Linked DNA regions of Homo sapiens: all the other regions are linked to region 3. Evidence: chromatin loops called from intact Hi-C (ENCODE). Cell type or tissue: CD4-positive, alpha-beta T cell. All regions are shown on one strand. Links, peaks and the distances in the headings refer to the core of each region. The heading gives the core; the rest is flanking DNA. Region 1 holds the start of CCDC87 (coiled-coil domain containing 87). Region 2 has its middle 12 kb from the start of NPAS4. Region 3 holds the start of RBM4B (RNA binding motif protein 4B). Region 4 holds the start of NPAS4 (neuronal PAS domain protein 4).

Region 1 (6,229 bases), core at 1-5,000, 86 kb after region 3:
TATTCTAGAAAACTACAGCTTCCCTCCCTGGCCCCATGAGAAAGCCAAGCCGGACCAGAAAACACAGAGTCACCAGAAGTCTTTATCTGTTGCCTAAGAAACATGCTGAGGGCTGAAAACTGCTCCGGGTCCAAGAGAAAGGCCAGCTGTCTGCTCTCCTCGCAAGCAAGTAGTACAGGAAGTGGAGGGCCCATTCACCACCCAAAACGCGTAGTCTAAGCAAACCCAGCTTCAACATTGTCCCCTCCAGCCTCCTTCCATCCAGATCACCACCTGTAAGCCCTTCTTCTCATAATCCCCTAGGATTTACTGGGCTGTTATTACATGCCAAAGACTTTTCTAAATGCTTTTTTTGTATTAACTCGGTTACTCTTCAGGACAATCCTCCAGATTAGCTTCTATTATCATCCCCCATTTAACACAGAAGAAACAGAGACACAAAAAGTAACATGCATGAAGTCTTAGTGCCATTAAGTGGCAAAGAGGGGGTTTGAACTCTAGAGCTCATACCCCTAATCACTTTACAGAGTCCACCACTACCAGGGTCCCAGCTTCAGAAGCCATCTTATCTCATTCCCTCTCACCATTGCTCTTTCCACGAAGCATTCTGCGAATGCCATCCAGGCAACGCTTGCATGCTCATTTCCACCTGAGTGCAGGGGATGTGCCTGATACCCATGTGAACTCTTCTCCCTAAAAAGCCCCAGTGTCTGGTCCATACCTGCCGAATGACTGGGTGAACTTGTTTTTTTTTTTTTTTTTTTTGAGAGAGGGTCTCACTCTGTCACCCAGCCTGGAGTGCAGTGGAGCGATCCAACTCACTGCAGCCTCCACCTCCTGGACTCAAGCAATCCTCCTGCTTTGGCCTCCCCAGTAGCTGGGACTACAGGAGTGCACCATGACGCCCAGCTAATTTTTGTATATTTTATAGAGGAGGGTTTTCGCCATGTTGCTCAGGCTGCTCTCAAACTCATGGACTTGAGCAATCTACCTACTTTGGTGTCCCAAAGTGCTGGGATTACAGGCGTGAGCCACTGAGCCTGGCCTGGATAAACACTTAACAGAATCAAAGGAAGCCAGTTCCCAGAGCCATGCTGGTGGCTCTACCTTTCCAGATCTTTCTCATTGTGCCAGGTCACCTCCAGACCAGCTGGCCTTTTATTTATTATTATTATTTTTTTGAGACGGAGTCTCACTCTGTTGCCCAGGCTAGAGTGCAGTGGCGCGATCTCGGCTAACTGCAAGCTCCGCCTCCCGGGTTCACGCCATTCTCCTGCCTCTGCCTCCCAAGTAGCTGGGACTACAGGCGCCCACCACCACGCCCGGCTAATTTTTTGTATTTTTTAGTAGAGACAGGATTTAACTGTGTTAGCCAGGATGGTCTCGATCTCCTGACCTGGTGATCCACCCACCTCGGCCTCCCAAAGTGCTGGGATTACAGGCATGAGCCACCACACCCAGTGGTATAGAAAGCTACCCAGGATGGTATAGGGCCTGAGCTGCTGTTTGCTTTGTCAAGATTATGTTGTTTCCCAAGCAAAAACTGCCTGTTTTCCCAGGAACTCCCTCAGCCTAGCTCCTCAGTCTCTGGGGCACCTGAGGTTCAGGACAACAAGACAGGCAGTTAGAATCTGTCAGGGCAAGCTGGACAGCTGTACTCTAGGCTCTGCCTCCAGGTCTGTGTGTAACTCTGAGAACATGCCTTTCACTCTCTGGGGTTCACTTTCTGCATCTGTAAAATGGGAGTAGGGTTCGCCTAATAGATTCGCCTGGTCCCTCCCAGAGGCTTCTGGACTGTCTGCAGAAAAGTTTACCCTGTTCTTACCTGCCACCCCTTGCAGGGATTTGCGCACCGCGTCCACACAGCTCTGACAGGTCATCTGCACCGCGAACTCCAACTGCAAGGGCGGCAGGGACCAACCGATGATCGCTGGGGAAGTGCCTTGGTATGACTTTGTTTCACCACCTACCCTATGACCACCGCAAGGGTCTGGGAACAAGCCCCACTTAACCCCTCTTCAAGCACCTTCTTCATGATCTCTCATGACCATTCCAGGACCATGGGAGTCACCCCCCAACACTCACGCAGGGCCCCTGCTACCCTCGCACCCTAGTTTCATCCCATGGCCCCAGGCCCCAACCCAAGTGCCCACTCCTTCTCCTCTTCCCAAGGTAACGATCATCCCAGGGGCCGAGGCTCTCTGCCCGGCGAGGCTCCACACGAAGCCTCGACCCTCACCGTGCAGAGGGTCCCCTGGTTCCCCGAATCCGAAGCCATTCTGGACCCAGTCACCACCCCGAGACGCAGAACTCCTCCGGCGCAGGAGCACCAACCAGCGCGGCGTCGCGGGGACTGAGCCTCTAAAGCCACCCTTAACTCCTCCTCCTAGTGCGTGCGCACGCAAGGCCCTGCTTCGTCAGCCACCGGGTGGCGGCCGCGCAGGCGCACTCGGGCCGTCGGGCTCCTGGTTGCCTTAGTAACCCCTCGGCTTTCTGTTCCTGGACGGTGGCGGCCGCCGGCTCTATGATGGAGCCCCCGAAGCCCGAGCCTGAGCTCCAGCGGTTTTACCACCGGCTGCTGCGTCCGCTGTCGCTCTTCCCCACTAGGACGACGTCCCCAGAGCCTCAGAAGCGCCCCCCGCAGGAGGGCCGGATTCTGCAGTCCTTCCCTCTGGCGAAGCTGACGGTGGCGTCGCTGTGCAGCCAGGTGGCCAAGCTGCTGGCCGGCAGCGGGATAGCAGCGGGAGTGCCTCCTGAGGCCCGACTACGTCTCATCAAGGTCATCCTGGACGAGCTGAAGTGCAGCTGGCGGGAGCCGCCCGCCGAACTTAGTCTGAGCCACAAAAACAACCAGAAGCTGCGGAAGCGGCTCGAGGCCTACGTGCTGCTGAGCAGCGAGCAGCTCTTCTTGCGCTACCTGCACCTGCTGGTGACCATGTCGACTCCCAGGGGGGTCTTCACTGAATCAGCCACCCTCACCCGGTTGGCCGCCAGCCTCGCCAGGGACTGCACACTCTTCCTTACTAGTCCCAACGTCTACCGTGGCCTGCTTGCCGACTTCCAGGCCCTGCTGAGGGCAGAGCAGGCCTCTGGGGATGTGGACAAGCTGCACCCTGTCTGCCCCGCTGGGACGTTCAAGCTGTGCCCTATCCCCTGGCCTCACAGCACTGGCTTCGCCCAAGTGCAGTGCTCTAACCTCAACCTGAACTACCTCATCCAACTCAGCCGTCCACCAGAGTTTCTCAATGAGCCAGGAAGGATGGATCCAGTGAAGGAATTGAAGTCCATCCCTCGGTTGAAGAGGAAAAAGCCTTTCCACTGGCTGCCCTCCATAGGAAAGAAGAGAGAAATCGACATCAGTTCCTCACAGATGGTGTCGCTGCCCAGCTATCCTGTGGCCCCCACCAGCAGGGCTTCCCCCTCGCCTTTCTGCCCTGAGCTCCGGAGAGGCCAATCCATGCCCTCCCTGCGTGAGGGCTGGAGGCTGGCAGATGAGTTGGGCCTTCCTCCACTCCCATCTCGCCCCTTAACCCCGCTGGTCTTGGCTACAGAGAGCAAACCAGAGCTGACTGGGCTCATCGTGGCTGAGGATCTGAAGCAGTTGATAAAGAAGATGAAGTTGGAGGGGACTCGCTACCCACCACTGGACTCAGGCCTGCCTCCTCTCCTGGGGGTTGTGACCCGTCACCCAGCTGCAGGGCATCGCCTGGAGGAGCTGGAGAAGATGTTGAGGAACCTCCAGGAGGAAGAAGCCTCTGGGCAGTGGGACCCCCAGCCCCCCAAATCCTTTCCACTTCACCCACAGCCAGTGACCATTACTTTGAAGCTTAGAAATGAGGTCGTGGTCCAGGCGGCTGCCGTACGGGTCTCTGATAGAAACTTCTTAGACTCTTTCCACATTGAGGGGGCCGGAGCCCTGTATAACCATCTGGCTGGTGAACTGGATCCCAAAGCCATTGAAAAAATGGATATTGATAACTTTGTTGGCAGTACTACCAGGGAGGTCTACAAGGAGTTGATGAGCCATGTCTCTTCTGACCACTTACATTTTGATCAAGGGCCCCTAGTTGAGCCTGCAGCAGATAAAGACTGGTCGACCTTCCTGTCCTCAGCCTTTCTACGTCAAGAAAAACAGCCTCAAATCATCAACCCTGAGCTGGTTGGACTTTACTCCCAGAGAGCAAACACTTTACAGTCCAATACTAAGAAGATGCCCTCCCTCCCATCACTCCAAGCTACCAAAAGCTGGGAGAAGTGGTCAAACAAGGCCTCCTTGATGAACTCATGGAAAACCACCTTGTCTGTGGATGACTACTTCAAGTACCTCACCAACCATGAAACAGATTTCCTTCATGTCATCTTTCAAATGCATGAAGAAGAGGTTCCTGTGGAGATTGTGGCCCCTGCCAGAGAGTCCCTAGAGATTCAGCACCCTCCCCCATTGCTAGAAGATGAAGAACCAGACTTTGTGCCAGGAGAGTGGGATTGGAACACTGTGCTAGAGCACAGGCTAGGAGCTGGGAAGACACCCCACCTGGGAGAACCCCACAAAATTCTGAGCCTGCAGAAGCATCTGGAACAACTGTGGTCTGTGCTTGAGGTCCCTGACAAGGACCAGGTGGACATGACCATTAAATATAGCTCCAAAGCCCGCCTGAGGCAGCTGCCTTCATTGGTGAATGCCTGGGAGCGGGCCCTGAAGCCCATTCAGCTGCGGGAGGCATTGCTGGCGAGACTAGAGTGGTTTGAGGGACAAGCTTCCAATCCCAACCGCTTCTTCAAAAAGACCAACTTGAGCTCCAGTCACTTCCTGGAGGAGAATCAGGTCCGAAGCCATCTCCACAGGAAGCTCAACTTAATGGAGTCTTCTTTGGTTTCCCTCCTGGAGGAGATAGAGTTAATCTTTGGCGAGCCAGTGATCTTCAAGGGGCGGCCCTACCTGGACAAGATGAAGAGTGACAAAGTGGAGATGCTCTATTGGCTGCAACAGCAGCGGCGGGTTCGCCACCTGGTCTCGGCCCTGAAGGATCCCCACCAGTCAACCCTGTTCAGGAGCTCAGCAGCCAGCCTTTAGTAGCTCCTGGGAATACCCCTATTACTCCTTGACCAGGCCCAGTGCCCTCAAATGCCTCCCTCACCCCTAAATGGCCAGCAGCTCATCTAGACCTCTTTACTGCTTTGGAAGAAGAAATATTTGTCTATATCTGGGAGTGGAGGGTTCAGGAACATTATGCTTCCAACTATGAAGGGATTGAGACTAAAACTATTGTTTTCTTAGTGAAATTCTCATGAAAGAATCCCCAAGCCTAGTAGTCCCATTATGTCAAGCCTTGCACAATACAAGCCAAATCTCCTATATCAAAAGAACTGAGACCTTGGAGTTAATTGTAGTGGGAAGGGTCAGAGGCAAAGGTGATCTTTGGAACAACTCACTTTAGCATTCCTATCACACTACATTAAATTGTCACCTCTTTTAGTTCTCAAACACTATTAGGAAGAAGAAAATTAATTAAATTTTTACCAGTTACGTGCACATGGTACAAAGTATACCAGGATGTGTACTGAAAAGTAAGCCTTCCCATACCCACCTCCAATGTCTGTTTCGTGCTGTGGGGATAAGTGTTACAATTTTTAAATTTAATTTAATTTTTATTTATGTATTTATTTATTTTTTGAGACAGAGTCTCACTCTGTTGCCCAGGCTAGAATGCAGTGGTACAATCTCAGCTCACTGCAACCTCTGCCTCCCTGGTTCAAGCGATTCTCCTGCCTCGGCCTCCTGAGTAGCTGGGATTACAGGCGCCTGCCACCACGCATGGCTCATTTTTGTATTTTTAGTAGAGATAGGGTTTCACCACGTTGGCCAGGCTGGTCTCAAACTCCTGAGCTCAGGCGATCCACCTGCCTCAACCTCCAAAAGTGCTGGGATTACAGGTATGAGCTACAGCACCTGGATTTTTTTTTTTTTTTCAATTTTAGAGATGGGGTCTTGCTCTGTTGCCCAAGCTGGAGTGCAGTGGCCTGATCATAGCTCACTGCAGCTTGAACTCTTGGGCTCAAGCAATCCTCCTGCCTCAGCCTCCTAAGTAGCTGGGACTACAGCTGCTCACCACTGCACCTGGCTAATTTTTTGAGTTTCTTAAAAAAAAAACAAATATATATATATACACACACACATACACACACATATATATGTGTGTGTGTATATATATATGTGTGTATATATATA
Region 2 (7,592 bases), core at 1,544-6,543, 270 kb after region 3:
GATGCACATAAAGTGCCCCTCAGGGCTCTGGCTCGGGCCCCAGCAGGCTCCTTCCCCGGGCAGCAGCTGCCCCCTCCACTGCTCACCAAAGCCAGAGACGGAGGTCCCGGGCCGGGCCCAACACACCCTTCTGGTGCTCAGCAGCCCAGCTCCCCTTGCCATTCTTCCGGAAGCCAACCTGACCATGTTCTTCCCAGCTTAAGACCCTTGTGGCTCCCATTATCTCCCATTACTAAAAACTCCTCCAGGCTGGCACCTCCTTTCTTCCCCTTCCACCAACAGATACCTCAGCCTCCAGAGGCTCCAGCTTCAAGTCTCTCCTTGTTACTATCAGGGCACAGCTCGTAACATAGGAGTTTACAGATGAGGCACCTACCCACACCTTGTGTACCTGATGAGTGTATTAATTCATGAAAACCTCACAGCAGCCCTATGACATGCCAGCCATCATTACTCTCACAGGCCCTGGGCCAACAGAGAGGAAATCTACAGGGAACAGTCCGGGGGTCCCAGGAAAGACTGATGGGATTTAAGGCTCCAGTGGTCAGAGAAGGTCAGGGACTGGGCCGAGGGGCAACAAAGAGGAGACCCCCACGAGCAGGGAGAATGGTGCTCCCCATGCTGGGGAACGCGGGAACCACAGGGAGTTGGGTGAACCATGGTGAGCAGGGGAGAGTGACCCTTACGGCTGCTGATGGAGCAGCTTCTGAAGCCAAGAAGGGCTGAGCACTGGTGGGAGGGGAGGAGCACCAGGAAGCTTTGGTGGAAAGGACCATCAGGTTGAAGGGAAAGCCCCTGAATTGCCATCCCTGACAGGCTGTGAGTTGGGAGAGCCTTCTGCCAAGGAGTCCAAGGTCCAGGAAGAAGACGAGCTGAGCTCAGTCTAGATGTCAGCGGATTATGTTTGGTGCAGGGGAATAGTTCTGAATAGGAGCAGCAGAAGATGCAGATTCTGTTCCCAGCTCTACCACTAGCCTGCTGGGCGTGTTCTGCAAACCTCTCTCCCTCCCTGGGCCTCAGTTTTTGTATTTGCAAAATGGCAGTGGGTCAGACCCCTTAGCCTCAAAGGGCCCTCCCAACCTCTGGCACTTGAGCATCTCTGAGCCTGCTGGGCCACCTGTCCCAGTGCCTCTTGGGCTTTGGAAGTTGAATGCTGCAACCCCAAGCCCCAGTTTCAGGTAGGGATGAGCCCATTGCCCAATGCTGGGGTCCGAGTGGGCCTGAAGGCTCCCAGAGGACCACGTTCTCAGCCCTGGATGGGCAGGGACCCTGGAGACCTGGCCTGTGTGGACACAGGGGAGTAAGTACTGGGACTGAGCCTGTAGTTTTGCTTCTTCCACCCAACCCGTTGGGGGTCGTTCTCACAGCTTGGTGCTGGGTACACCAGGGGACTCACCATTGGAGGGATCCGATGGGTTCCAAGGTGCACAAAACAGACCCCCAGGTCATCCTCAGGTGGTCTACACAGCCTGTGGCTAAAGCAACTGCTGTCTCCAGCACTTCTTAGCTTCAGTCTGGTGAAAGGAAGAAAGTCCCCTTGGCAGTGTCTTACAGGCAGTCATAGAGGGACCCCACAGCCTGGCCAAAATGCTCAATTTCAGAAAATCCCAGACTCATAATTGGAGTGACGGCCCTTGAAAGATGGTCTTGGATGACTGAGACCTAATGCAGAGAGTGGAGTGACCCCAGTGACACACGGCCAGCACTTGGTGGAGGTGGACCCGGACCAGGTCCTTGGTTCATGGTGCAGTGGCCATGTGGGCCTCCCACAGGCTGTCCTCTGGGGCCCAGGTGCTGAGGAGCCTGGGCCAGGAGGCAGAGCTGTAGGTCCTAGTCTTAGCGGCACCCTGACTTGCTGTGCGACCTTGGCGAATTGTGTCTGAGGGCCGCCTGAGTCTCCCCCTCTGCACTGAGGGCTTGGCGCTGGGAGCAGACGCTCTGTTAAAGCACCATTCAAGGTCCCAGAGCTAGGCGCTGGGAGTGGACGCTCTGTTGAAGCACCTTTCAAGGTCCCAGGGCTGTACCAGAGCAGGAACTTCTCTCCTTGCCACCCTCGGAGCCCTCAAGTGCTGCTTGTGTGTTCGGCTCCACCTCTGGGTCCCCCATCCCGGTCCAGAGACCAGCCCAGAGATGTCTGGAATCCACGCAGCTCCTTGAGAATGGTCAGGCACTTCTCAGCTGCCCTCCCAGGTCCCGGTCAAACGCCTCCAGGAAGTGCTGCAGGGAGAGAGCAGAGGTCAATAGGACCGGGCAGGGGGTCCAAAGGGCTGGGTCCACTTGACTCTGGGGAGCCCTGCCGGACCCCTGCAGGCCACACCTACATCCAGAGGCCAATTGGTCCTTGTAGGCAGTCTGGGGAAATGTTTGGTTCCAGAAAGTTCCAGAGCTGGTGGCTGCAGGAATCCTTCAATGGAGGCGATGTTTGCAAGCAGCAGCAACCTAGTTGGTTGGTCGTGGAGTCCGTGGCATCCAGAAGCTTTTCCAAAAAGTCCGCCCAGGTCCAGACTGTGCTGGGGAAGGAGAGGCAGCTGGTGCCATGACAGAGGTGTCCAGCCCCTCTGCTTGGTGCAGGGCAGGGGCTGGATACTGGCACACGGGGCTGGCTATGCTCAACCATAAGGAATGCCTTGACCTCTGGCCAGGAGGTCAGCATCTGTGGGTTCTGGCCCATGCTCTTCCTCTAGGAACGTGCCATGTGGCCCTAGTCAATCACTACTTTTCTCTGGGCCTCAGTTTCCCTTCCAGTTTAAGGAGGGGGTTGGAGCAACTGGTAAGGGGCTTTCCCAGGATCCTAACTCTGCTCCAGGCTGAGCTCAGGGAGAAAAAGTTTAAGGGGTCGGGGGCGCCTGGAGGGAGGCAAAGGTCTCCAGGGTCCCATGGTGGCCCCAAGGGTAGTGAAGTCCTCACCTGGTGTTTTCACCCTGTGGCCTTGTCCAGAGAGGATCCCCGAAGGCGCTAGGCCTGGCATCTCGTTTCTTTCCAAGGTTTGGACAGAAGTCTCCCCTGTTGGAGGAGCAGGGCGGGGGCGAGGGGCAAGGGCAGGACTTCCCTTCTCCCTGGTTGAAATGTCTCCATAGAGGGTGGGGGGCGCTAAGATGGGGGTGGTGGGGGCGTGTGGCGCCGGGGACTCCCCGGCCCGGCGCGGGGCTCGCGGCTCGGGGGCGGGGGCAGCTCCCAGGCTCTGGTGGAGCCGCCACTCCGCCAGTTGCCTTAAAAAGGCGCCAGCGCGCGCGCATCAGCAGAAGGGCTGCGGCTCTCTTCCAAATTAGGCAAGAATTGGGAGGCCGCGGGAGACTAGCTGCGAGAAGAGCGCGGACGTCACCCGGGGCCTCCCTCTCCCTCCCGCTCCCCGCGCCTGCATCACGTCCCCATGGCAACGGCGTGCCTCGGCGGCGATGAATGAGCCACTGCGAAGACCGGCGCGCGCCGAGATGCGCGCCCCCTCCGCCAGGCGTCACGGCCCCGCGGCTGCCCAGGGTAAGGGGGTGCAGCCCGGCGCCCGGAGGAAGGGATGCCCCACTCAGATTCCCAAAAGCCCAGGACCCATTCATTCCCAGCTGATCTTGTTGTGTCCCGGGAGCCCGGGGAATACTCCGTCCAGGGGTCCTTGACCCTCTGGTTCAGGGCTCCCTGGCTCCCAAGGCCCCCCTTACCCGGTCTCCGCTCTCCCCCGGTCAGCCCTCTGCTCCCCAAAGCCTGCGGCAAACCAAGCATTGTGTGGCTTAGCGCCACCGCGTGGCCGATTGTGGGGCTGCGGCGGGCGTGCTTGGCGGCTGGAGTCCCGCCGTCTATGTCGCCCTCTGGCGTCTGCAAGAGGGGAAGAGCATAAAAGAACTCAGCAATTTTCACACCAGAACCCTGATTAACGCGGGACTCATTCTTACCACTTAGGATTAACTTGTGATCAATCACACTTGTGATTAACGTTCAGCGAGCGCGCTCCATGTGTTAGGCACTTGCTACGTGCTTTCCTCGTATTACTCCATTCTCACAGCAACTCTGTAATGCAGAATATTATTATCATTTTATTTTACTTATTTTTTGAGACAGGGTCTCACTCTGTCATCAAGACTGGAGTGCAGTGGTGCGATCTCAGCTCACTCCAGCCTCTGTCTCCTGGGTTCAAGCAATCCTCTCGCTTTAGCCTCCTGAGTAGCTGGGATTACAGGCGCGCACCACCACACCCAGTTAATTTTTGTATTTTTAGTAGAGATGGGGTGTTGCCATGTTGCCCAGGCTGGTCTCGAACTCCTAGACTCAAGCAATCTGCCTGCCTCAGCCTCCCAAAGTGCTGGGATTACAGACGTGAACCACCGCTCCTGGCCTATTATCATTTTAAAGTGAGAAAAACTGAAGCCGAAAGAAGTTGTGGCTTTGCCTAAGATCCCATAGCAGCACGGGGCAGAACGGCCTCCTGCACTCAAGACTGTGAAAAGTGCTCTTGGGCCCTTTCACTTCCACACCCCTTGTCTCTTTTGACCAGCCTCACAGTCTCTTGAGATAAGCAGGACAGTGAGCATTAAAATCATTCCCATGTACAGATAAGGAGACTGAGACTGGGAGAAGTGAAATGGTTTTCCGGAGGTTTCAGACAGCCAAGGGTGGAACTCAGGTCTCTGGGCCTCTGACCCAGAGCTTTTTAGGATGAGGTAGCAGGGTGAAAGTGAGTCCAACACATCTCTGTGAGCCCCTGCTCCTTAGGATGAACGAAGGAGCCCATCCTAAGCTACTCCACCGTTAACAAACCAAGCAGCCCACAGTCAGGAGAGGGTCAGGGGGTCTCCCTATCTTCCAGCGTTTTGGGTGTTCATAGGAGCTAGATGCTCCAGTCTCTCCCCCTCCTCCCCAATTATCAATATCTCTAATTTTATTTTATTTTATTTTGAGATGGAGTTTTGCTCTTGTTGCCCAGGCTGGAGTGCAGTGATACAATCTCGGCTCACTCACTGCAACCTCCACCTCCTGGATTAAAGCAGCTCTCCTGGGTCAGCCTCCCAAGTAGCTGGGATTGCAGGTGCAGCTAATTTTTGTATTTTTTAGTAGGAACGGGGTTTCACCATGTTGGCCAGGCTGGTCTCAAACTCCCGATCTCAGGTTATCCGCCTGCCTGGGCCTCCCAAAGTGCTGTGATTATAGGCATGAGCCACTGCACCCAGCAATATCTCTAATTTTATATATACTGTGTTTCGTGTTTGAATGTTGTTGTCTTACGATGTAATCTTCCTGCTGTGGTGGAACCCTTGTACGTATCTACTATTTAGTGAGAAAAATGCCTCCTCTTTGCTTGCTGTTCTTAACGGGTTGGCGTTGTTTTTCAATGAATCTTCTTGGGTCTATTGCTTTCTTGATTTTCTTGCAGAAATACTGATCTTATGTAAGTCTTTGGAGGCTGTTGATAGCTTGTTCTTACTGGCTTGTATTTTCTTTTTTCTTTTTTTTTTTTCAGATGATGTCTCACTCTGTCACCCAGGCTGGAGTGCAGTGGTGCGATCTCAGATCACTACAACCCCCACCTCCTGAATTCAAGCGATTCTCCTGTCTCAGCTTCCCAAATAGCTGGATTACAGGTGCCTACCACCACACCTGGCCAATTTTTGTATTTTTAGTAGAGATGGGGTTTCACCATGTTGGCCAGGCTGGTCTCAAACTCCTGACCTCAAGTGATCCCCCCACCTCGGCCTCCCAAAGTGCCAGGATTACAGGTGTGAGCCACAGTGCCCAGCCTGTGCTGATAACATTCTATGGCTTTCTCTGTGCACCATTAGGTGAGAGAGGTTGGGAGGCACTGCTTCAGGACTACTTAGGGGCATCATCAAAACTGTTGATCTGGTGGATGTGAAAATGTATCTCGTTGTGGTTGCCCTTAATACTGATGGGGTTGAACATCTTTTCAAGTTTATAGAACATTCTTATTTTTTCCCTCTGGAATATTCATGTCTTTTACTTAATTTTCTCTCTCTTTTTCCTTTTCCTTATTGATAAGTCATTGTGGATACTATTTATTGCTGTATCGATCAGGGTTCTATTGCAGAAACCACTCTTACCATTTTAAGCATTAAGGGATTCTGTATAGGGTTTTAGTGTTTATAAAATAATTGGAAGAGCTGGAGAAATGGGCTATTAATTGGACCTTCAGAAATGACATAAAAAACAACCCTGCAGAATCAGCCCACCCCAGGGTACTGTGAACTCTGCCGCAATCTGAGGCTGGAGAATCCTCTGTCCTAACCGCTGGCTCTGAGTGACATCACTTTGGCCAAGGATTGGGAAGCTGCTATTGAGAGCGTTGATTCCAGGAATGCACTGCCTTGGCTGGCGTCTGAGGGATAGAAAGTCAATGTCAGGACTGTTGGCTCCAAAACTGGTTGTGCCTGAGCATTGCACGGCAGGACAGATGCCTCCTGCACAGCTGCCCATCTCACGGGAGTGCCTCTGGCTGGCGGGATCTAAGTCCCTTGCTGTAAGCAAGTCTGGGAAACAGAGTGTTTCTCTTTGTAGAATCTGAAGAACAGGAAAGCACACTGGAAAGAGATTGGGAGAGATCGTGAGTTAACCAATTTACCACGCCTGCCGAATCCCACCCTTTCAGACACTCAACATTCATTTGTGCCCTCATCCTCAAACATCCAAACAATGACATCAACCACCATCCGGCCCCAACACAAAAACTCTCTCTTTCTCATACAAAGATAAAAGTACTAAGTCACTCTGTATTAGTCTGTTCTTGTACTGCTATAAAGGAATAACTGAGACTGGGTAAATGATAAGAAAATAGGTTTAATCGGCTCATGCTTCCGAAGGCTGTACAGGAAGTATGGCAGCATCTGCTTCTGGGGAGGCCTCAGGGAACTTACAATCATGGTGGAAGGCAAAGTGGGATCAGGCTTCTTCACAGGACTGGAGCAGGAGGAAGAGAGAGCAGGGAGAGGCGCTACACACTTTTAAACAACCAGATCTCACTCACTTACTATCACAAGAGAACAACATGGAGGGGACGGCGCTAACCCATGCATGAGAACTTCACCCACCTGGTCCAGTCACCTCCACCAGGCCCCACCTCCGACATGAGATTCGGTGGGGACACAGATCCAAGCCATATCACACTCCTTAAAAGAGAACATAGTAGCTCAGTCATCACACCCATTTCTGGGTATTATTCAACCTTCTTTGGTTCAATCCCAATTCCATCTTGATATCCTGTAACTTGTGGACTTAAAATATGAACCACCATCTGTACTCTCTATCAGTTCTCCACCTTGAGAACACTGACATTTTGGGCCAAATAATATCTGTTGTGGGGGACTTTTCTGTGCATTGTAGGATATTTAGCAGCCTCCCTTACTCTACCTGATAGATGCCAGTAGCGCTCCCCTTTCCCAAGTCATGGCAATTGAAAATGTCTCTAGACATTGGCAAGGGTCCCTGTATTAGTCCGTTTTCACACTGCTATAAGGAACTTCCTGAGACTGGGTACTTTATAAAAGGAAAGAGGTTTAATTGACTCACAGTTCTGCATGTCTGAGGAGGCCTCAGGAAACTTACAATCATGGTGGAAGGTGAAGCAGGCACCTTCTTCACAAGGCGGCAGGAGG
Region 3 (7,590 bases), core at 2,591-7,590:
GAGAGGTGAGACTGAAGACCCCGAGCAGCATCTGCATATGCGGCAGCAGGACTTCAGGGCATGATTCCTTAAGAACAGGACATAGAAGAGGGGAAGCATAGTGTCAGGAATTAAGTCAGAAAACACCTTCAGCTGTGAGTGGAAGAAAGAAAAAATTCCAGGAAAGACAACAGGATGGAATGGGGCGGTGAGGGCTATGAGACAAGTTAGACACAAAAATACAATAAATGCAGGCAGCACAAATCAATGGAGAGAGATGGCAGATAAAAATGGATTACTTGGGCCGGGCGCGGTGGCTCACGCCTGTAATCCCAGCACTTTGGGAGGCCGAGGCGGGCGGATCACGAGGTCAGGAGATCGAGACCATCCCGGCTAAAACGGTGAAACCCCGTCTCTACTAAAAATACAAAAATTAGCCGGGCGTAGTGGCGGGCGCCTGTAGTCCCAGCTACTTGGGAGGCTGAGGCAGGAGAATGGCGTGAACCCGGGAGGCGGAGCTTGCAGTGAGCCGAGATGCCGCCACTGCGCTCCAGCCTGGGTGACAGAGCGAGACTCCATCTCAAAAAAAAAAAAAAAAAAAAAATGGATTACTTGGCCAGGCATGGTGGTTCACGCTTATAATCCCAGCACTTTGGGAAGCCGAGGTGAGTGGGTCACTTGAGCTCAGGAGTTCAAGACCAGCCTGGGCAACATGGTGAAACCCCATCTCTACAAAAATTAGCCAGGTGTAGTGGCATGTGCCTGTAGTCTCAGCTACTTGGGAGGCTGAGGCAGGAGCATTGCTTGAACCTGGGAAGCAGAGGTTACAGTGAGCCGAGATCATGCCACTGCACTCCAGTCTAGGCAATAAAGTGAGACCCTGTCTCAAAAAAAAAAAAATAGGATTATGTAGAGAAAAATATATTTGCATTCTTAACATCACCTACAAGAGTGGACTTTAGGTCCATGCTGTCCACAGCAGCAGCCACCCAGCCATGTGTGGCTACTGAGATGTAGCCAAACCAAGTGTGTCATGACTCTGAAACACCAGGTATGAAGCATGGAAGAGGACAACAACTTTAAATACCTTAATTTTTATATTGATTATGTGTTGAAATAATATTTTAGATATATTGGGTTTCAAAAGTATCATTAAAGTGAATTTCAACTATTTTGATGACTTTTTAAATGTGTTTGCTGGAAATTTTAAAATTGCATATGTAGCTAACATATTTTTATTGGATAGCACTGCTATAAATGGGCTCCAGACCTAAATGCAAAAGGCAAAAAATATGTTAATAGGCCGGGTACAGTGGCTCACGCCTGTGATCCCAGCACTTTGGGAGGCCAAGGCGGGCAGATCACCTGAGGTCAGGAGTTCGAGACCAGCCTGGCCAATATAGTGAAACCCCATCTCTACTAAAAATACAAAAATTAGCCGGGCGTGGTGGCACGCACCTGTAGTCCCAGCTACTCGGGAGGCTGAGGCAGGAGAATGGCCTGAACCTGGGAGGGGGAGGCGGAGGTTGCAGTGAGACCAGATCACACCACTGCACTCCAGCCTGGACAAGAGTGAAACTCCATCCCCCCAAAAAACAAAAACAAAAACCTAACGTTAATAGAATAAAATGTAGGAGAATATCTTGTGACTAAGGAGGCTACAAAAGAACATCTTATACAAAAGTTCAAAAGCAGGCCAGGTGCAGTGGCTCACCTGTAATCCCAGCACTTTGGGAGGCGAGATGGGAGGATCACTGGAGCTCAGAAGTTCAAGACCAGCCTGGGCAACACAGTGAAACTCTATCTCTACAAAAAAAATTTCTTAAATTAGCCAGGCATGGTGGCATGCACCTGTAGTCCCACCTACTTGGGAGGCTGAGATGGAAGGATTGCTTGAGCTTGGGGGGTTGAGGCTGCAGTGAGCCATGATCACACCACTGCACTCTAGCCTGGGCAACAGGCTGTCTCAAAAAAAAAAAAAAAATTCAAAAGCACAGCTTTAAGATAAAAATTAATTTCATTGCACAAGAAATAAGGATTTCTGTTCAATGAAGGACACCATGGACAGAGTTAATAATTAGTGGAATGAGAGATGGTATTTGAGACCAATAAGAGATTAGAATATATGAAAAAGCCTTACAAATCAACAACAAAAAAGGAGCCTACAACCTGAAAAGAAAGATGGGCAAAAGATATGAACAGGAAATTTACAGAAGCATAAACTCGAAAATTCAAGAGGCCAGGTGTATTTGCCTCACACCTGTAATCCTAGTGTTTTGGGAGGCTGAAGTGGGAGGATCACTTGAGGCTAGGAGTTTGACTAGCAACATAGTGAGAACTCGTCTCTACCAAAAACAAAAAAATTAGCTGGGCATATAGTCCTAGCTACTTGGGAGGCTGAGGGCTGAGGGCTTCAGCCTCCTGAAGCAGGAGGATTATTTGAGCCCAGGAGCTAGAGGCTACAGCAAGCTATGATCGTGCCACTGCACTCCAGCCTGCATGACAAAGCAAGACCCTTTCTCAAAAAACAAGTCTGGGCACAGTGGCTCACGCCTTTAACCCCAGCAATTTGGGAGGCTAAGGTGGGTGGATCACCTAAGGTCAGGAGTTCGAGACCAGCCTGACCAATGTGAAACCCCGTCTCTACTAAAAATACAAAAATCAGCCAAGTGTGGTGACACGTGCCTGTAGTCCCAGCTACTCAGGAGGCTGAGACAGGAGAATTGCTTGAACCTGGGAGGCGGAGGTTGCAGTGAGCTGAGATCGCACCACTGCACTCCAGCTTGGGCGACAGAGCAAGACTCCGTCTAATAAAAAAAAAAAAAGGTTGTGCGTGGTGGCTTACACCTGTAATCCCAGCACTTTGGGAGGCCGAGGTGGGCGAATCACAAGGTCAGGAATTCAAGACCAGCCTGACCAATATGGTGAAACCTCGTCTCTACTAAAAATACAAAAATTAGCCGGGCGTGGTGGTGGCACACGCCTGTAATCCCAGCTACTCAGGAGGCTGAGGCAGAAGAATCGCTTGAACCCAGGAGGCAGAGGCTGCAGTGAGCCGAGATAGTACCACTGCACTCCAGCTTGAGCGACAGAGTGAGACTCCATCACACACAAAAAAAAGACAACAAGAAGGGATGCTTAAAATCATTAGTAACCAGAGAAATACAAATTAAAGCAACAATGAAATATCACTTTATATCTATTAGACTGACAAAAATTAGAAAAGCGGATAATGTCTATCACTGGCAGGGATGTAGAGATACAAGGCCCCTCATATGCTACAGGTGGAAGAGTATGCTGGTGCAGCTTTTCCAGAGAATTCAGTGCTACTTAGACAGGTGAGTTCTACGTATACTCTATGACCCAGCAATTCCACCTCTGGTTTTATATCCCCCCAAATTCTCACACAGAATTAGGGCACATACTTAAGCATGTTCACTGCAGCCTTGTTTATAATGACAGAGAGCTGGAAGCTGAGTGCCCTATGCCCAGAGATGAACAGGTACAATATGTGACTGTACACCACAGAGGACTGCGTTACTCGCTAGTTAGACATCATGCGGCGACATAGCCCTTAGTGGAAAAATAGTAAGACACAGCTATACAACTCAAAACACACCATTTACATAATGCATACAAATGTACAATGTTTAAGTCCAGATTAGAAGAAATCAACTGTAAAAAGACATTTGTAACAATCCAGGAGAAATTTGGGCATAAACATTAGATAATATTAACATAGGATAGTGCTATTTTAAATTAGCAGCACATATAAGCCGGGTGCAGTGGCTCACACCTGAATCCCAGCATTTTGTGAGACTGTGGTGGAAACATCTTGAGCCCAGAAGTTTGAGACCAGCCTGGGCAACACAGTGAGACCCCCATCTCTACAAAAAAAAAAAATTTAAATTAGCTGGATGGGGTGGCCCACACCTGTGGTCCCAGCTGCTCCAGAGGCTAAGATAGGAAGATCACTTGCGCCTGCGAGGTCGAGGCTACAGTGAGCCATAATGGTGCCACTGCACTCTAGCCTGGACAACAAAGTGACACCCTGACTCAAAAATAATAGTAATAATAGTTAAGGGCCGGGCGAGGTGGCTCACGCCTGTAATCCCAACACTTTGGGATGCCAAGGCCAGCGGATCGCTTGAGGTCGGGAGTTCGACACCAGCCTGGCCAACACGGTGAAACCCTGTCTCTACTAAAAATACAAAAATTAGCTGGGGGGTAGCGCACGCCTGTAGTCCCAGCTACTCGGGAGGCTGAGGCAGGAAAATGGCTTGAACGCAGGAGGTGGAGGTTGCAGTAAGCCGAGATCGCACCACTGCCCTCCAGCCTGGGCGACACAGTGAGACTCTGTCTTTAAAAAATTAAACAAAAAATAAAAATAAAATAAAATTGGAAGGACAGTGCCTCTTCTGAAATGGCTGAGAAACAAAAAGAACTCAGGTAAAGAACATATCCAAGTAGCTGGGGTGGAAGAGGGCAGCCTGGGGAATGTGTCCCAGATGGTATCAGAGAAGCCATTATGGAGCCACTAAAATGAGGAATGGTGGCTGACAACCTCCCTGGCGGGCTCTACTAGGAGATAAACCCAATCCATCAATCTCCATAAAAGGCTACTCTTTGCTGGAAGGTGACAGTGGGGAATCAGCCTAAACTTCTTTTTTTTTTTTTTTTGAGACCGAGTCTTGCTCTGTCACCCAGGCTGGAGTGCAGTGACGCCATCTCGGCTCACTGCAACCTCCGCCTCCCGGGTTCCAACGATTCTCCTGCCTCAGCCTCCCGAGTAGTTGGGATTACAGGCGCCCGCCACCACGCCGGGCTATTTTTTGTATTTTTAGTAGACACGGGGTTTCACCATGTTGGCCAAGCTGGTGTCGAACTCCTGAACTCGTGATCCGCCCGCCTTGGCCTCCCAAAGTGCTGGGATTATAGGCGTGAGCCGCCGCACCTGGCACGCCTAAGCTTGTTTTTACCGCCAGGAGGTGCCCTTGGACCACAGCTGAATTTTGAATGCTAGACAGTCGGGAAACTCAGTTGCCTAGACTTCCAGCTTGGTGTGTACGAGGAGACCCTGTCCCACCCAGAACTAGGGACCTCGCTGGGCCTCTCCACCAAGTATTCCTCTGGCGTGCTCACCACAGACCAGGACTGTGATGGACACACAATGAGTGAGAGAGAATCAGACCACGGATACTCACGAGCAAACAAAACATGACTAAGCGTAGCCTGGGTAGCAATGCCTCTTAGGCCTGTCCCAGTTCTGCCAGGTTATCTTTCTGCCCCTTGGTTCTCAGTTTCCGTAGCAATAAATAACACCTCTGCAATGACAAACTTTAAAATAATGTTTAAAGCGCTACAAAACAATGACTAGTTTTGCTTAAAATGTGGCGCACCTGTATTTTTGAAATGTTGCCCCAAGCTGCCACAGAAGCCGGCCAGCCCGCTACAAAAGCCCCTTTTTAGGGCCCTCGGGGAGATTCCTCTGTCATTAGCTCCCCGCCCCCCTCAAAGGGCCCAAGAGCAGGACCCATTGTGGTGAGCGACTCCCCAAGGCCTCCGCTTTTCTAGGCAGTGGTTGCGTTCAGAGCCCCTCTGACGCAGCAGTGGCGACCCTTTCCAGGGTGGTGACTGGCTGGCTGGGGCTGGGGGTGGGCTGACCTCCGCGGCGCCGCGCCACCACCAACAGGCCCCGCCCCCGTGCTGCGTGGTCATTTGTATGCAGCCTCGGGATTGGTCACTCGGCTCCCGCGAGGGGAAGGGGAGGGAAGCAGCGCGCACTCGCGCGTGCGTGAGCTGGCGCGCGAGAAAGGGCCCGGTCGCGTCCAGGCTCGAGCGGCCGTCGCCATTTTGTAAGGTTCTCTCTGACGTGGGAGCCGCCGTCGCTGCCGCCACCCGGAGGTGCGAGGGGGTCGTGTGTGTGTGATGTGGGGAGCTCGGGGGCGGGTCGGGCCGGGCCTCCGGCAGACTGCACGGCCCGGATTTGGGTTTCTCATTTTGCAGCGGGAGGTCTGGGAAGACAACGGGAGGAGGCGGGGCCGGGTCTCCGGAAGGAGGCGGGGCAGGGGTCGGGTCGAGTCTTTGTTGGGGCGAAGAAGCTGGAGGGTGGGCCGCTGGGGGCGAGGTGGTTGGTCCCCGGTTTGGGGGAAAGGGGACTTTTTTCTTTTTAGAGTATCTTGAAAGGCGCTAGTGCGCGCAGGAGAGGTACACAGATTTCCCTCCAAAACCTTGTTACCAGGCGCACTGCGATTGATGCCCCTTGCCTTTGCTTGGGCTTTTCTCTTCCCTCATTTTAAGACATGAAGCAGCTAATTCTGGTATTTCATTGCGCTCCACTTCACGGAGATGATAGACTGGGCTATGCATGCTGACCCTCGACCTCCTGTTTGCATGTCACGCATAGCTCGCACTTCTCGAGAACAAACCGCCCTTCTTCTATTGAGGAAGAATAATGAATGTCTGTACGAGGGTCTTGAAGGTGCAAGAACTTTGGAGGATTAGACGAAAATGCTGCAGTGCACCGAAATTTCCCACCACACCCCTGACTTTTGAAGTCTTGTGTTTCTCTCCCAGGCTCTTGTCAGGATGGTGAAGCTGTTCATCGGAAACCTTCCCCGGGAGGCTACAGAGCAGGAGATTCGCTCACTCTTCGAGCAGTATGGGAAGGTGCTGGAATGTGACATCATTAAGAATTACGGCTTTGTGCACATAGAAGACAAGACGGCAGCTGAGGATGCCATACGCAACCTGCACCATTACAAGCTTCATGGGGTGAACATCAACGTGGAAGCCAGCAAGAATAAGAGCAAAGCTTCAACCAAGTTACACGTGGGTAACATCAGCCCCACTTGTACCAACCAAGAGCTTCGAGCCAAGTTTGAGGAGTATGGTCCGGTCATCGAATGTGACATCGTGAAAGATTATGCCTTCGTACACATGGAGCGGGCAGAGGATGCAGTGGAGGCCATCAGGGGCCTTGACAACACAGAGTTTCAAGGTGAACTGCTCTGGGCCTGGGTAGTAGCGCCGAGTGGGGTCTAGCTCAAAACAGGCAAGAACACAAGACTATAGAACTTGCTGGGTGGTCTCTTCCATTCTGTTTTAGCTGGAAATAATAGATTATGTTTACCGCTCTTAAGCATAATTTACCCCTGGGGAAGCAAACACTTCCCCTTTTCAGGTTTGCTAAGATGTTGCTCACCGACTGCATAGAATCACAAACTGTGGGTTACTTTACCCTGCGGGATTCTTGCATTGATTCGAGTGCTGTTGGAAGTGTAATCTGCTTGGGGAAACGAGTACCTCATGAGAGAAGGGAGGATAAAGGTCCGTGGCTTACCTGCTTCTTTGGTGATGATCAGGAAGCCTTATATTTGAGGGTTTAAGTGCTTAAGATTTATATTCTTTACTGCTTTGGGTGGATACTGGTGGGAAAGAAGAAAAAAGACATCTAGAGGAAGCCCTATATTATAAATCTGGGTGGCAAGTCTGGATCTGCGGGAGTATCTTTTTGTTGATCAAAGTTGTGCAGTCTCTTCAAGCAGAGTCAAAAAAACATGCCATGGAGTGTTCTGCTCCACCTGTTCATTTCACCCTCAGAAAAGGAAA
Region 4 (7,446 bases), core at 2-5,001, 260 kb after region 3:
GACTGGAGAGGCCTCAGGTGTGAGCAGGCCTTCGGGCACCAGGGGGACATCCACAGAGAGGGGGCCCCGGAGCTGGGCTAGGGCCAAGAGCGTGCAGTCCCCATTACCAGGGCTGCTAGGACTTGGGGGCAACTTCTCATAGAGAAAACTGCATCCCTCCTGGGCAAAGTAAGTCTTGGTAGGGTTGGGGCTCAGTTGCTCTGGGAAGGTTTGGCTGGGGCTGTCCAGGTGTGCTTGGAATGCTGTGCTGGGAGGAGTCAGCTGTTCATGGGCAGGGCTGCCCAGAGGCTCTGGGAAGGTGGCTGTGCTGGGAAGCAGCTGGTCTGGGAAGGTGGAGGTGCAGGGAGTCAACTGGTCTTCATAGCTTCTGACCGAGGTTTCAGTCAACTGGCCTTGCAGTGGGCTAGTTAGTGGATCTGGGAAGGTTGCACTGCTGGGCGTCAACTGATCAGAGAAGGTCGCAGTGCTTGGAGTCAGCTGTTCTTGAAGAGTGCTGGATGGGGTGGGCAAATGGGTCTGGAAGGGCTCATGGAGGCTGAAGAGGAAGGCACAGCCTCCTGGCTGATGGGGCGTGTAAGGTGGAGTGCACACAAGATCCTTGCTTAGTTCTGCTTGGAGAGAAGGCTCAGGCCCAGAAGGGAATGTCAGGTAACTGAAGTCCAGTTCTTTGGAGGGTCGGGGAAGCTCTTCTGATGCAGAGACAACACTCAGTTCAGGAGCACTGGGGAAGCTGGTGCTTCTGGGAGCCCCCAGTGCTGCGGTGAAGAGTGGGTTAGTGCTGGAGCACTCTTCCTGGGAAAGAATGTTTTCAGGGAATGAGGGCAGCATGGTCGGAGTGCCCAGGACATAAGCTGCCTGGGTGTCTTCAGAGTTCAACTGCTGGCGGAGGCTCCAGGCTTCCATGTCACTGGAGAGGAGAGAAGAGGCAGCTGGTAAGGGTCCGACGTCCATATCCAGAGCAGTTCCCTGATTTGTGTCTCCTCCATGACGACCTCAGCTGCCCCCTAGTCCCCTGGCTTGTGGCTTACCTGATTGGGTAGTTATTGGCAGTAATGGGTCCCTCTGGACCTTCTGAGTATAACAGGCAGTAAATCCATGCCCAGCCTCCAGTCTTGGCCTGTAGCCTCACCACCATCTCTGCCTGAATATCTCCACTCTCAGCCACTGGGGAGAAAGAAGATGCAGAGTTAGGATGTCCACCAGGCAATTCTACCTACTCCCCACCCTTGGTCACCTCTCCACTGAATTGAGATAGCCGTGACATCCTCTCTTCTGACTACCCTCACCTGAACCACTCAGCTCTCTACCTTGACCTCACCACTCAGAGTCCCCCAGTTCTGATTTGATTATTGCCTTGAATCCTCACCTTCATGTTCACCCTATAGCATCCGAAACTGTTGGCCTCTGTTATCTCCCCAGCATCACTCTTGACTACAGATCATTCTTTGTCTGGTCTCCCATGCCCTTTCCCAGCTTGCTATCTTGTCCCCAGCCTCTCTGGACACTCACACAGGCGGTAGTGTTGAGCAGAAGCGTGGGCCAGGTCCTCGGGGTGCAGCAGTCCATACCATGATTTACAAAGCAGTTCACTGCGCTCAAAGCCCAGGTAGATTAGGACACTGGGAAGGTGGAAAGGGTGAGGTCAGCTTTCTGTTTTCCTTGCTTGATACCCATGCATCTCACTCCCTCCCAGATCCTCTGCCCCCCTAAACCCCATCCTCCCTGCCCCTGACTCCAGAATCTAGGGTCCCTTCATCTCTGGCCTGCCTTTCTCTTGGAATCTGAACACTCCAGGCTTACCTCTCGGAGATGTCCAGTAGAGCCAGGTCTTTAGCATGGCGGCTCTGGAACATGGCCAGGAAGAGCGAGGCAGGGCCAGGGCCAGGGCCAGGACCTGGGCGGGGTCTCGGCTCCAGAGGGGCACAGAAAGCTGTGAACACGGGATTTCCTGCCCAGTAGGCTCCAGGTGGGTGAGCATGGAATCGGCCTCGAATAAGCACGAGTTTGTTGCCTGCACTCTGGCGCCTGAGGGACTTGGAGGTGTTGAAGCGGCAGCGGAAGAGGCGATCTAGATAGATGAAGAGAAAAACAGATAAGAGGGTGAGTGGCTGAGAGAGAGACAGTGGATGGTGGGGAGAAGGGCAGCAGGTGGGAAATTGGACCGAGGAAGGGAGAAGGGAGTCCTTACCAGTGTCCAGGGCAGAGGGCAGGGTGAGTTGCTGGCGCACAGTGAGGTGGTCAGCTGGGTCAATGATGTCGTAGATGCTGTCACCCTGGGCAACCAGGTCCACCTGGAGGGAGGAAAAGAAGAGATGACCATTAGGGAGAACAGCAGGAGCCAATCTTTGATCTACAGTATCTTGTAGGGTATAACCTCTCCCTCCATAGTAATTCCCAGTTCCTCAGGAGTGGAAGGCTCACGGCACCCACTCCATGCCCAGCCTCAGCTGAAAGGACCCTTAGCACTCACCATGGAGTGGCCCAGATGCTCGCTCACACTCTCAGACAGGTAGAGCAATTTCCCCTCGGCTGTGAACACAAGCAGAAAGCCGGGTAGTGCCGCTACGATGTCCTCAAGCTCTTGAGCTGAGAGAAGCCCCGTGGGGCCCGCCAGAGGAGTGCCTGTAGGGCGAGAAGACGTAGTGCGTCAGGAGTAAGACTGGGAGGCAGAGAAGAAGTGAGGAAGGCATGGTCTGAGTTTCAGAGAATCCAGAGGAATTTCTCATGGACCTGCCTCTGCAAACACCTGTTGACCCGCTGCCCGCAGCTCTTGGCCAGGGAACCTGTTGCTGTATCTCCATAGCCCACAAGCCCTCGACTTCTAAAGCGGGGTCGGCTCCTCTCGGCTCTTAATTTCAGAACCGCGGACAGAGCTCCAAAGCGGCTCTGAATTTCAGAACCGCGGACAGAGCTCCGAAGCCGACTGTGGGTTCAGAACCATGGACAGAGCCATACACGGCCGGCGCAGCCGTCAGCACCATGGGCAGCGCCCCGAAGGCGACAGGAGATCCCTTTCAGCACCGCGGACAGTAGCTATGTTCCCCTAGGCTCAGGCAGCTCCATCCCTGCAACTTCCCGGGCTTCCCTCCCCGGCTCCCGGAGCGCTTCTGCACTGGCGGGCACCGAGGCCGCTCTGTCCTGGCTCTTATCCTCTCATAATCTGGTGTTAGGGACACCGTCCAGGCTCTCTAACTCTCATTCAGAACTAAGGTGAGGTCTGGAGGGAGCTCAGGAGGAAAAGTAGAAAGTCCCGAATCTCCCGAGTCCCGAATCTCCCCAGCTCGCCAGCACGCTGCCCTAGACATGCGACAGCCCCAGCGGGTTCCCTCAGCTCCAGGGTCTCCGGCGCCTGGCAGCTCGGATCTGCGGTAGCCCCAGCATGCTCACCACCAGCGAAGAAGACGCCCTTGCGAGTGTAGATGCAGGCGAGGCTCATGATGTGCAGGTAGGACAGCCGGACCTTGTCCGCTTCGGCCAGCGGCAGCAGCTCCTTGAGGTTCCGGATCTCGGCGTTGATCTGGTCCCGGCGCGCCTTGGAGGCGCCCTTGGTGGAGCGGTACATGACCGGCGGCTGCGGAGCTCCAGCTCGGGTGCCCGAGCACCTGCGCTCCCGTCCCGACGCACCGGCGGCTTCCTCCTCCGTGCTTCCCCGTCTCTCGCTCAGGCTCGCTCTCTGCTCTCCTGGGCTCCGCTCGGCTGCGCTGCCCCCCTCGCCTGCCTCACGCCGCCTTATATAGCTCCTGCCAGGCGTGGGGGGCTCGTTTTAGAGCCGGGGGGGCGGGAGAGCGGGAGGCTGGGCTAAGCAAGCTGCAGCGGGAGCCGCTGACTGGGGAGGGGGGCTCCTCCTCCCGCCCGGCTTCCGACGTCATCTCATGACGTAGAATGAGAGAGGGAGGGAGGCGGGCGAGGGGGGAGCAGGAGGCTGCGGAGGGGGCCAAGCCTGGCGGGAGCTGAGCGGAGAGGAAGGCGCTGCGTTAGGAAAGCTTGAATGGAGTGTGGGGACCCTGGCGTCTGAATGCGTTCAGTTGAGGGAAGCGACAGGGCCAGGTTTAGGGCGGCCTGAAGCCCGCGGCAGGAGTCCGCAGAGGGCAGAGAGGGGCCGGCACTGACACTAATTTTTCTGAGGAGTTGAGGGAATGGGGAAGAACAGGGTTGTCTACAAATCCCCCTCGTTACTTGACAGACAAGGTCACGTTCACATGCAGGGAAGGAGGACTTTCCTTGGCCTCCGTGGGACAGGTCACTGCTGGGGTTCCTCTCTGGGGACTATTTAACCTGGGATTCCCTTGGCCATTTTTAGAGAACAAATTCCCGCCCCCGCTTCCCAAATCGGGCCTTGGCGGCTTATCAGGGGGTGTTCATGGGGGTCTAAGTCCCGAGGATGGGTGGAAAGGGAGTCCGGTGGGAAAGGGACCAGCTGAATTTGGCGTTGATCCTGTTTTCCCACAGCCAAGAATAGAAACCAACATCAGCGCTGTAGTCTGCAGTGATTCGTGGTTTCCCTCTCAGCTAATTAACCTTACTGAAGGGGAAACTGAGGCAGGGACGTGGGGGCACGGCGAGGACCTGGGTCTGCACTTAGGCATCCCTTCCCCCCGTTGCCGGCCCCCAAGCGAGCGCTTCCCCCCGCCCTGCTGCCAGCCTCTGTCTCCCCGCGGGCCGGGGGCGGGGGCGGGGCCGGGGGAATCCCAGCTCCATATTAGGACAGGAATCCTCCGGCGGCTGCCGCGGCTGCGGCGGGCGGGGCCTGGCTGCCTCCGCACCGCTCCGGAGGGCTCCCCGCCCTGCCTAGGCGGGCAAGATGGGGGAGCAGCTGAGAAGCGAAGGGGCAGCGCCGGACCCTCCATGACCCCTGCACCTACCAGGGACCCTGTATTTTTGCCAGGTTCCCTCCACCCCTCTCCACATTTGCGCCTCTAAGGCTCCTGGCTCTGCCTCTCCACCTTCAGCTCTCCACTTTCCACCTTCGTTTCTTTTTCTGTCCTTTCATATCCTTTTCTATCCTTTTCATATCCTGTCACCTTTGCCCTATCCCCACCCCCCCACACACCCGCTTTTTTTCTCTTTTCACCACAGATGATTGCTCTCTACAGGGGCGAGGATGTGCCGTTCTTATCCTGGGATTCAATAATGCAAGAAGCAAGTGGGCTAGGGAATGTTCTTATCTGAAATCTCGTTTGATGGAGTAGCTGTGTGCGCATGGAATCACTTAAGTGGCTGGAAATGAGGCCACTTAAAAATTGGAGGGTGGGACTGGGAAGTCCCAGTCACACAGGAAGCATGGAGATGAACTTTGACATCAAAAAGGACAATTTGGGGCCAGGGAACTCTCCGCTCCTCATGGAAAGGGGTGGTAGTAAGAGAGGTAGAGTGGGAGGAGAGGCGGCTGAGGAGAAGTATGTCTTAGAAGAGGTGTACAAGGTGTGGAGACCCTATTCTGGTGTCTTATGCATTTTGGCAGAGGTTGGGGCCATCCTGTGGTCAGTGTCACAGCTGAGGTGGAGGGAACGATGTCCGCTTATCTGTCTGCCACTGTCTCTAACCCCATTGACCTGGATGACAGAGAGATGATTCCTCCTGGACATGGGTCTGTGTTGCTTCTTTCTTCTCAATCTGACCTCTAATGTACCTACCCACCCCTCTCTCAATCTTCCATTTGAACAATCCCTTGATCTTTGGATCCCCTTCCGTATGAAATTCCAGGGGGGTTGTTCCTGTGTTCTTCATTCACTGATGCTAAAGCTGCCTGTGAGGCATTCTGAGTGTCCCCCTCCACAATAAGAGGAGTCTACTGGCTGGGTGTCATGGCCTCCAGCAATCTGAGCGAATCTGCAGTGAAGGAATACTGCGCCGACCGCTGTCCGTGGTGCTGAAAGAGTCACCATGGAAGTCATGCTACGGTTTGCCGGGGACATCGACGTAGGGCTTGGGTACCCACAGGCCTCAGAGTGAGCCTACTCTTTGACTGTCCCCTTATTCTCTGTGAATGAATATGGAGGGTTTGCAGGGGGCCAAGATTTCTGGGCTCTAAGGGTGAAGTAAGCAAGGGAGGAGAACTGGGCTCAGGGGAAGAGCCCCTGGCTTTTTCCAGGAGAATGGAATGGGAAGAAACACTTTGGAAGGGAAGAAGGGTCTAGAAAGGGACAAGGGAGGGGGTAGAGAAGGGCTCATCCTAGTTCGCCCACTCTGATTCAAGTTGAGAAGCTCTGTGTGCCCCAATGTCTCCTCTCCCTAGGCCAGCTCCCACTCCCCTTGCCTCCCACCTCCGTGAAGCTATTTTTAACTGTGCAGAACCAAAAATAGCTTGGCAGCAGCTTCAGGCCGTGGGAGAGGAGCTATTTATATCACCAGTGACGGTTCCGAAATAGCAAGCAGGAGGAGGGGGGCGGCTGGCACACTAGAGAGCTCCTGGCCGCTGCTAAAAATACTGGCAGTGTGAGTCATCCTGGCCTGGCTGAGTCACCCCACTCTCTCCCCCAAGTGGCAGGCAGCAGCAGAACAAGCTAAGAATTAGAAGCCTGAGATGGGGGAGGCATCAGAGCCTGCTGGCTGTGGGAAAGTGGGCAAGGGAGTGAATTGGGAGAGGGGCTTTGGGGTGAGCGTGTAGAAGGAATGGGAGAGCAAGCCTCTCAGCCAAACCTACTGGGCAAGCGTGCAGCATCCTCAGCTATGCACTACTGCTCAAGGATGCTTGGGCAATTGAAGGAAAAGAGCCAGACTCTGTGTGTGTGTCTGTGTGTTTGTGTGTGTGTGTGTTCATTTGACTGAGACTGTGTTTGTGTGTCCTGTGTGTCTGCCTCCAAACCTGTCTGGAGGTGGTTGGATGTCTACATCTCTATCTGTTTGCATGTGTCTTTGTAGCTGCGAGTCTGTACCCCTGTATATCTATGTTTACCTATGCCTGCATCTATGCTTGTCTTTTTTTTTTGTCTCCAACTTCCTATGTTCTGTGCAGTTCTATGTTTGTGCCTGTGTGTATTTATGTCTACAATTTTCCATATGCCTTTCTGTCAGTGTCTGTGTTTGTGTCCATATCTGAGTCTGCTCTGGGTCTTTCAGCATCTGATGGTGTGGTGGGATGTACATGCGTCCCCAGACTCAATATAGCTTCTGTTGCCCTCTCTGAGGTCACCCGTTGAGTTCCTGCACCATCTATATCTTGCTCACCTCTTTCCACCTAACATCTTCTCCTCTTTCCAAAGGCCCCCTAACCATTTGCAAAGCTCTCTTGTTGCATGCAATCTCTAGTAAAAACATGGAGGAAAGGAGCCCCACATGACCTCTCCCTTTTCTCTTGAATCATCCTGAATTCTCCCTGGCCTGCAGGAGTAAGTGGTTTTCCATCACTCCATATTTGGAGAGCTGAGAGAAGAGAAGGGCTTTCTTTAGTTCTAAAAAAAAAAAATTCCTGGTGTGGGCACAGGCATGTGTAGCGCGCATGCACAC

Evidence for each region. A loop is a pair of places that touch in the nucleus more often than their neighbours do. Peaks named below come from ENCODE experiments on the same cell type or tissue, not always from the same donor. Only the 100,000 strongest peaks of a DNase experiment are listed, where the experiment ranks them.
Region 1: a loop joins it to region 3, with 4 times the contacts of the local background. A loop is called at or near these places in 48 of 110 quality-filtered maps.
Region 2: a loop joins it to region 3, with 19 times the contacts of the local background. A loop is called at or near these places in 75 of 110 quality-filtered maps.
Region 4: it touches region 3 in a loop (4-fold over the local background); 35 of 110 quality-filtered maps call a loop at or near these places.

What each region holds. Positions count from the first base shown.
Region 1 is chr11:66,589,311-66,595,539 of GRCh38, reverse strand. CCDC87 (coiled-coil domain containing 87) reads left to right here and starts at 2,477. Exons shown (of 1, transcript NM_018219.3): 1 at 2,477-5,364. The coding sequence starts at 2,525. The coding sequence ends at 5,074. It overlaps CCS (copper chaperone for superoxide dismutase), which reads right to left and starts at 2,355. Exons shown (of 8, transcript NM_005125.2): 1 at 2,240-2,355; 2 at 1,826-1,898. The coding sequence starts at 2,278. RefSeq lists enhancers at 2,491-2,580, 2,611-2,720, 2,891-2,950, 2,513-3,101, 3,102-3,691. In CD4-positive, alpha-beta T cell, for the core only: a CTCF peak has its summit at 2,656 (motif pointing left); a DNase peak (open chromatin) is centred at 2,419; H3K4me3 peaks cover 1,641 bases; H3K27ac peaks cover 906 bases.
Region 2 is chr11:66,404,778-66,412,369 of GRCh38, reverse strand. It overlaps a transcript of NPAS4 not described here. Among named protein-coding and RNA genes, the nearest start is that of NPAS4, 12 kb to the left of the region's middle. RefSeq lists a silencer at 3,410-3,469. In CD4-positive, alpha-beta T cell, for the core only: CTCF peaks have their summits at 3,558 and 3,758 (motif pointing left); DNase peaks (open chromatin) are centred at 3,349 and 3,769; H3K4me3 peaks cover 569 bases; H3K27me3 peaks cover 1,410 bases.
Region 3 is chr11:66,676,057-66,683,646 of GRCh38, reverse strand. RBM4B (RNA binding motif protein 4B) reads left to right here and starts at 5,760. Exons shown (of 4, transcript NM_031492.4): 1 at 5,760-5,883; 2 at 6,556-6,979. The coding sequence starts at 6,568. SPTBN2 (spectrin beta, non-erythrocytic 2) reads left to right here. Exons shown (of 38, transcript NM_006946.4): 38 at 1-1,150. RefSeq lists silencers at 5,558-5,837, 6,038-6,147. In CD4-positive, alpha-beta T cell, for the core only: a CTCF peak has its summit at 4,966 (motif pointing right); DNase peaks (open chromatin) are centred at 4,986 and 5,726; H3K4me3 peaks cover 2,007 bases; H3K27ac peaks cover 1,688 bases.
Region 4 is chr11:66,417,296-66,424,741 of GRCh38, reverse strand. NPAS4 (neuronal PAS domain protein 4) reads right to left here and starts at 3,707. Exons shown (of 8, transcript NM_178864.4): 1 at 3,388-3,707; 2 at 2,471-2,622; 3 at 2,189-2,291; 4 at 1,801-2,068; 5 at 1,510-1,619; 6 at 1,029-1,164; 7 at 1-907. The coding sequence starts at 3,562. RefSeq lists silencers at 2,830-3,124, 2,818-3,132 and enhancers at 3,065-3,661, 6,004-6,504, 6,505-7,005. In CD4-positive, alpha-beta T cell, for the core only: no CTCF peak of the experiment used is centred there; a DNase peak (open chromatin) is centred at 2,951; H3K27me3 peaks cover 312 bases.